Linked DNA regions of Homo sapiens: region 2 is linked to region 1. A link is a contact called in ENCODE Hi-C data. All regions are on one chromosome and are shown on one strand. Each heading gives the region's core, a stretch centred on a gene start or an enhancer-like site at or near the end of the contact. The rest is flanking DNA. Distances are from core to core; before and after follow the strand shown. Region 1 holds the start of MYOZ3-AS1 (MYOZ3 antisense RNA 1). Region 2 holds the start of SLC36A2 (solute carrier family 36 member 2).

Region 1 (3,882 bases), core at 1,383-3,882:
CTACATTTATTTGCCTAACATTTTTTAAAAGAGAACCTATGTATGTGATTTTAATAATACTTTTTTTTGTTGTTTTGTTTTGTTTTGTTTTGAGACAGGGTCTTGCTCTGTCACTCAGGCTAGAGTGTAGTAGAAGGATCTCGGCACACTGCAACCTCCGCCTCCCAGGTTCAAGCGATTCTCCCACCTCAGCCTCCTGAGTAGCTGGGATTACAAGTGTGTGCCAAGAAGCCCAGCTAATTTTTGTATTTTTAGTAGAAATGAGATTTCATCATGTTGGCCAGGCTGGTCTTGAACTTCTGACCTCAAGTGATCCGCCTCCCTCGGCCTCCCAAAGTGGGATTACAGGCATGAGCCACTGCGCCCGGCCTTAATACTGTTTCTTAATTTTAAGAAAAATAAAAATCATTGCTTGTGTTGTTTTTCCAGCAGCCTGGGACCAGTGGGAAGAGGAGAGTGCTTGCCTCTGGGGTGGAAAGACAAACCTTGAGCCAGGGCCTGAGTCCCAGCCAGGAAAGCATTTCTGCCTGGACCACCCCAGTTTTGGTGGCAACAGCCAGGCCTCACAGGAACAGGCTGGGTGGTGTCCAAGCCATGCAAGGCCCACAGTCAGGCCCTTGACTGGGAGCCCAGGACCCTGGAAGCTGAGCACATCTTGGCCACCCAAACTGCTGTTTCTCTTCTCTATGCCTCAGTTGGTCTTTCTCCCTCAGAAGAGGTCTGGATGCAGGGCTCCCTAAGAGCCTCTTTCTGCTGGTGGGAATGTGCCTTGCTGTCATACATGAGGCATGAGATCAGTGGGAGATGCAACCTGAGTGGCCCAGCCTGGAAGCTGCCTGCCAGGACTGAATGTCTGCTGCAGGTTTCAAATGACTGGGCAGGCAGGGTCTGAGGGCCCAGGAGGAGATAGGGCAGTCCTGCCTGCCAGGGAACTCCAGAATGTCTGTTAATGGCTCGTGACTCACACAGCGCATGCTAAGCCCAATTCTTCCCATCAGGAAGTCTCTGCCTATTCAGATATTTGAGGGCAGTCACATCCCTCTGGAGCTGTCTCTTCTCAAGGCAGATCACCCCCAGTTCCTTCAGCCCTTCCTCATATGTGCTGATTTTCCAGGCCTAGCTAGGCTCTGGCGCCCACCCGTCTGTCTTAGACAGACCCAGTCTCCACGTGTGGTCTGAGCAAATGCCAGAAGAGCAGGACCGTGGCGTCCTCTCTGTGGACTCCCCTTTTCCTCACTAAATGCAGCCCAAACCAGAGGAGCATATTCAAAAATAGCACCAGACCAAGGAAGCCAATGCAGTTAACATGCACTCCTCAGCCCAAGGCCTTCCCCCAGTGCCAAGCTCCTGTCTTGATTCCTATGGTTTGTTTTCAGGCCCTCAGTGCAGAATGGTAAATGTATCCCTTTCAAGCTCTCCCCTGTCCAAACTTCATCTCAGCTGTAAATAATAATCATAATACGCCGGGGGCGGTGGCTCATGCCTGTAATCCCAGCACTTTGGGAGGCAAAGGCGGGTGGATCACGAGTTCAGGAGTTCGAGACCAGCCCGGCCAACATAGTGAAACCCTGTCTCTACTAAAAATACAAAAAATTAGCCGGGCACGGTGGTGGGCGCCTGTAATCCCAGCTACTAGGGAGGCTAAGGCAGGAGAATCGCTTGAACCCAGGAGGAAGAGGTTGCAGTGAGCTGAGATTGCGCCATTGCACTCCAGCCCGGGTGACAGTGTGAGACTCCGTCTCAAATAATAATAATAACAACAACAACAATAATAGCTATTGTTTGTTGCAAGTGTCTTACTTGCCAGAAACTTTACCTATGGCTTCTCGTGTCATCTCCATAGCAACTTTATGAAGCAGGTACTATAAACCCCTCATTTTACAGGTGGGGCAATGGAGGCTCAGAGAGGTTAAGTCACTTGCCCAAGGTCAACACGGGCAGGCCTGGGGTCTGCATTCAAGTCCACGTGGAGGCCTCACGCTCTAAACCCATATAGGCCACTGCGCTGTGGCCCTCACTCTGGCGTCCAATGTTTCACTGCCACTCTCCACTTTGGGGCAGCCTCAAAGCTACCTTGTTGGCCTCTTCTAGGCCATTGGTGAAAGGAAAAGCTGAGCTGGCCTCGAACTGCTGAAATCTGGGGACCCCTCAGAGAAGGACACAAATCTAGATGTTCATCAAAGAGGTAGCACACAGCAGCCATGGAGAACAAGGCACTGGGCTCTGGAGTCAGACAAACCCAGACCTGAATCCCGGCCCTGCCGGTGCTTCCTTGTTTTGTGGCTTTGGCCGGGTTGTTCATATTCCTGAGCCGCAGCCTCTTCATCTGCAGAACAGGAAAACTCATAGCACCCGCCCACCATGTCCTGGAGAATATCCAAGATGTGCGGCACCTTCACTCTTCATTTCTCCCACGTTAACTGAGCACCTACCAGGTGCGGAGGCGCTGTTCCAGCCAGAGCTCAGTCAATGAATAGAAAGCGCTGGGGACAGAGCCTGGCCTGCAGAAAGTGCTCAGGAAACGCAGGCTCCCGCTGTGGCTGTGACTGGCTTCCCGCCCCTCCCGGTCTGTCCCCCGGGCTGCCCGCCCCGCCTTACTTGTTGAAATTTCGGTAGTCGTTGGGGCTGGGGGTGTGACTTCGGCCATCGCTCTGGTAGTCCCGGTAGCTGACGAACTCCTGCCAAGGGCAGCGGTAGCCCTTGGAGATGGCGGTGTGGTTGAACTTCTCTGGCGGGACGCCCTTCAGCGGCTCCGCATAGCCTAGGGGCGCGGGGGGAAGGGAGCGCCTCCGTTCTTCCACCCTCAGCCCCCAACCCCACCTCGCCCCACCCCCATTCCGCGGACGCGGTTGGAGGAGGGAAGATCGGAGTTAGGGGAGAGGACGGCGGGAATGGGAAGCCACAGTTGCTCCAGCACAGGAGACCCCTCCCCATCCCAGGAAACACGGAGGACTGCAGTGAGGAAGCCACGAGTTCGCAGCGCGGGTTGGTCTTGGCCTTGGCTGACTCGCTGTGTGACCTGGGGCGCGGCGCCCCTCCGGCTCGTGGTCTGGCGAGGGGAGTGCGCGCGTGCGCGTGTGTGTTGGGGAAGGGGGCGGACTAGCCTTCTGGGTGCTCTTCCTGCCCCATGGGGAGCACACCCATGCTTCAGGCCCCCCAGCCCTGGTCCCGGGACCCGAGGAGGCCACTCACCTGGCGCCAGGGCGCTGGGGCTGGGGACGCACCCAGCAGGGGCGGCTGCAGGGTGGGCGCCCTCGGGACCCCCGAGTGAGGCCCCGGGTGAGGCCGGGAAGATGTGGAGCTCCGAGCGGTAGTTCGGCCCCTCAGGGCCATTGGCATTGGCAACCTGGGCACAGGGGCGGGTTCTCAGAGGCCACCGACGACCTCCCGCCCCCAGCCGCGCTCCCCTTCCCCCAGCTTCCCTTCCAGGGAGCTCCCCTCCACGCTCACCGTCCCCGACTCCGCTGTTCCAGTCACCTTCCTCCTGGCGCTTCCGGCCAGCATCTGGGAACGAGGGGGTAGAATAAACCGCAGAGAAGCTCAGCGGGGCAGGGGACCAGGGTTCTCCCTCCACCAAAAAAAAAGGTCGGGGGGAGGCAAGAATCCTAACGCCCATCATCGGGGAACAAGGATGAGTTACTAGTTTACAACGCTAAACCCAGTGCCTGGGACCGAGAAATACTCGATATATGTTAATTGCTATTGTAATGCCGAGTCCGGGCAAGATACTTAATTTCCCTGAGCCTCAATGTCCTTCTCGATAGAATGAGGATGATGGTGATGAAGATCTCTTCCTCAGAGGGGTCTATGAGCATTAAATGAGATACCTGCAAAGTGCTTAGCTAGCATTGTCTTAGGCACATAGCAAAGGCGGGTGTTTTG
Region 2 (3,882 bases), core at 977-3,476, 680 kb before region 1:
AAAGTGCCATAAGCCATGAAAGGAACAAGGCTCTGTGTTTACTCTAAAGGATCATAGGAGATTATTATCATTATTTACATCCCATTTGCTCCACTCTTTTTGGAGATGTCTAGTGGGCAGGCTGTCTTTTCACCAGTTGCCTGCCCCACCCAAGAAAAGCTGGCCTGCATCTCAGCGTTACCAAACACCCCATCCAAGCCCTTGGGGTTCTCATGCCTTTGGAAGTCATCTACAATCTAGTATCCATCTTGCAAAGGGGACACTGGAGTTTGAAGGGGAATAATATCTTTCCAAGGGTTGCCACAGCTTCATAGTTAGAGCCATAGCGGAACCCAGGGCTTCGGATGCCTGGGCCACTCGTGTTGGAAGGGCTTATTTTGGACATCCCCACCCTAGGAGAAGACCTCCTGCCTGCTAACATGTGGTGCAATGAGTTGGGGTGTGGAGCCCCACCCTACAAGCTTTTTTTTCACTGACGATGCCTGGGAAGAGCTCTGGCCAAACACTGATATTCCAGCCACCCCTTTCCAAAAGGCCTGAAGATAATTCAGAGTTCTTCTCAAAACCTGGAGAGGAAGGCAAGAACTAGCTCATATCTAAACATAGCAAGCTCCTCAACAATCTTATTACTGACCTTGCTCGAGCAGGAACACAGAGCTCCACCTGCGACATCAAATCTGAGATTACAAATTTAAATTGTGGAATCTCAGGCTGTAAACGAGCAGGTCACAGGATGCAGCCTGCTACTTCACAGACCAGTAATACTGCCATGTAATGGTGCCAGACAAGGGAATAACACTTCTCAAATCACAGCAAGTGTTTCAGTTGATTCAGGACAAGAAGCTGGCAGGGTGGGGCCAGCATTAAAACAAAGGAGACAGTGCTGTGGTCAAAGCTGCAGGCTTCAGAAAAAACAAACAAACAAAACAAAAAACAAACAACAACAACCAAAAAAAACCTGGCTAGCGGGGAGTTCGGATTTACCGAGTTCCAGCTGTGACCTCCAGCAAGTTATTCTTTTCCTCTCTGAGCCTCAATTTCCACATCTGTAAAAACAAACTAACAAAGCTAACCCACAGAAGTAGCCAGGCTTTGTGGAGCTTGAAGCTTATCCCATGGAGAAGGGGAAAGTAGTGGTAAGGAGGACCTCTTTAAGAAAAAAGCAATACAAAATTGTCCATTCAAAATTGCATACAGGACCTTGGAAAGAGCCCCATGTAAGGGAGGGGCCTGACAAATCTGTCTTGGATGCTACCAGTTAGCAGTGACATTAGCTAAGCAAAGCTTGTGGCATGTAATAAGCCCTTAAGAAATGTTAGTTTTGGGGATGAGATGATGGAGGAGAGAGTGGTATGGCTTGAGTCAAAAGCTGTAATTTTGAGGGAGGAGGAAATTTTGGCCTGTTCATCTGCACTGAAGCAGAGATAATGACAGAGAGTGGGATACTAGAGAAACGCCCAAGACCATCTTTAGCTGCAGAGTTCTATCCTGGATTTCATGTGTGACCTTAGACAAATCTCACCACCTCCTGGCGCCAGTATCTTGCCCAGCAAACTGTGGCTGGGAGTCATACAATCTCAGCCTCTTCCCCGTTTCCAGAAGAACACTCTTTACTCACTCCATGGAGCCTCACAAAAGCTAAGAATTAATTAGAGATGACTGAGTGACTGTCCCTTTTTTGTTCCAATTTAAGAATGGGGTGCTGCAAGAAGGGATGTCTTACAGCAGACTGTGGAGCCAGTGAGACATGGAAACCTCTACCCTGAGATGAATAAAAGGAGAGGGATTTGTAGGTATTTTCTTGGAGACAGAAATAGGTTACTGGTTGAAAACCTTGACAAATTGGGCTAGGTTCCAACTCTGTCACTTTCTAGCTATCTGACCTCGGGCAGATTCCTTTACTTCAAGAAACCTCAGTTTTCTCCTTACTTAATTGATAGGGTTAAATGAGAAAATGTAGATAAAACACTTAGAGGATTGCTTATCCCTTAGTACAGGGCTTAATAGATATTTGTTATTAAAATTATCAGTATAATAGTTATCATTATGATTATTATTAAGTAATACCAATACGAATGGGTGATGCCTTTTCCAAATCCCTCCTTCCTCTCCTCCTCTTCCCAGGAGTCCTCGTCCACTGGCTTCTCCAGGCAGGAAGAGGTGCCCTCCAGGGAGGTGGGCGGGGCCTCGTTCCAGCTTGGCCAGAGCCAGCCCGGGCACACACCACTGTGCTGGGGTGTACATCTACACTAGACACCTTCCTGCTTCCCTCCTTCCAGAGCAGACCTCTTTGTCACCCCGAGCTCCTTGTTTCTTAAGCAGTCATGTCTGTGACAAAAAGTACTGAGGGTCCCCAGGGAGCCGTTGCCATCAAATTGGACCTTATGTCGCCTCCTGAAAGTGCCAAGAAGTTGGAGAACAAGGACTCTACATTCTTGGATGAAAGTCCTTCAGAGTCAGCAGGCTTGAAGAAGACCAAGGGCATAACGTGAGTGCTGTTTTCTGCCATCCCTATTTCTGCTTTCTAGCCTGAAGCTTGCATTGGCAAAAACCCTGAGGTGGGTGTGTCTGACCCTCAACCCACTGTGCAGATGAGAAACCAAGGTTGCAAAAGGTGCAGTCATGGGCTGAGTCAAGCTGAGGCAGAAGTAAAGGCTGTCAGAAAAGCCCTTAGGGACATAGTGATCCAGATCCCAAAAGGCACAGGTGGGGAAACTGAGGCTCAATTACCCTGGACCACATACTGAGTCATTGGCAGGATAAGGGCTAGAATTCAGTGCTGGCCCTAAAGCCACATTTTTGTTCCTGGCCAGCGATGTTAAGATTGGGGATAGAGGTAGAATCCCTAACTACTTGGAGGAGAAGGTGAGTCCTGAGCTTAAAACCACAGTGGCCTCACTGACCACTAAGTATTTCCTCCTCCCTGCCTCCTTCCTGCAGTAAGCCTGGCCTCTACTTCAACTGAGAAGCATAGATGACTCTAAAAAACACACTTTGTGGAAAGTTCTAGTTTTTTCCACTTTCCAGGGAGTGGGGAGTGGGGGTTATTCACAAGGCTTCCAAAACATAAAAAAAGAGGGAAGCCAAGCTACAGGGCTGCAGCTCCCTTCCCCACATCTGACCCCACCACCCAACCAGACTTGCTAGTTTACTTAGGAACAAAAGGTGTGGGGTGTGGTAGTGAAGAGGTTCTGCTGCTTTAAGAAGAAAGTTTTTGCACCACTAGATAGTAGAAAGAGCACTGGACAGAGAATCAGAAGGCCTGAGTTCAAGTGGTTTCTCTGCTCCTTCTCTAAGTTCCAGTTTTCTGACATGCAAAACAGGTGGCAGTGTGAACTAAAGGAGGGTGCATGGAAACAAAATCGGAGGATGTGTTTCTCGGGGGTGCACTGCAGGGAGGGACTGTAAGGGGCAGGCAAAGCCCCTCCCCACAGCCATCCAGCAGGACAATTTAGGGATGGACACAGTGACTGGCCCTGCTGCCTGTGCTGTCGCCCCAGGGCTAGTCCTGGAAGTTGCTAAGTATTAGTGACCCTGAGAGTGTGCTGTCTGTAAGTTGGGGCCAGCCACTGCTAAGTAGAGGCATTTTCTCAGTCAGAGGCCTTGAGGGAACCACCTGTCTCTTGTGTCCTGAACTGATACAAGGTTTGATGGCAATTTCAGCAACTTAAGGATCAAAGGAATAAAGCAAGTGAGAGCTAAAGGGAGACACGTGGCTTGGGGAGAAGCCAAATAACGGGCTGAGTAAGCGTGGCAACGATGGGGTTGGCTCACCCAGACTCGAATTCCCACTTAGCTGCTTACCAGCTAGAGCAAATGCTGGAACTTCTTTGTGTCCAGTTTCTCCTCTGTCAATGATAGTTCTCTCCTCCTGGGAGATTT

What was found. Hi-C counts contacts between places; a loop is a spot of excess contacts on that map. Pooled maps may share reads with other maps.
Region 2: a pooled map of gastrocnemius medialis shows a loop between it and region 1 (2.8-fold over the local background). The contact joins the promoter of SLC36A2 here to the promoter of MYOZ3-AS1 in region 1. A Hi-C loop is called at or near these places in 1 of 50 pooled maps.

What each region holds. Positions count from the first base shown.
Region 1 is chr5:150,671,219-150,675,100 of GRCh38, reverse strand. It overlaps MYOZ3-AS1 (MYOZ3 antisense RNA 1), which reads left to right and starts at 2,632. Exons shown (of 4, transcript NR_186487.1): 1 at 2,632-2,985. It overlaps MYOZ3 (myozenin 3), which reads right to left. Exons shown (of 7, transcript NM_001122853.3): 4 at 3,451-3,504; 5 at 3,193-3,346; 6 at 2,599-2,761.
Region 2 is chr5:151,345,903-151,349,784 of GRCh38, reverse strand. It overlaps SLC36A2 (solute carrier family 36 member 2), which reads left to right and starts at 2,226. Exons shown (of 10, transcript NM_181776.3): 1 at 2,226-2,488. The coding sequence starts at 2,325. It also overlaps a transcript of SLC36A1 not described here. RefSeq lists an enhancer at 1,800-2,713.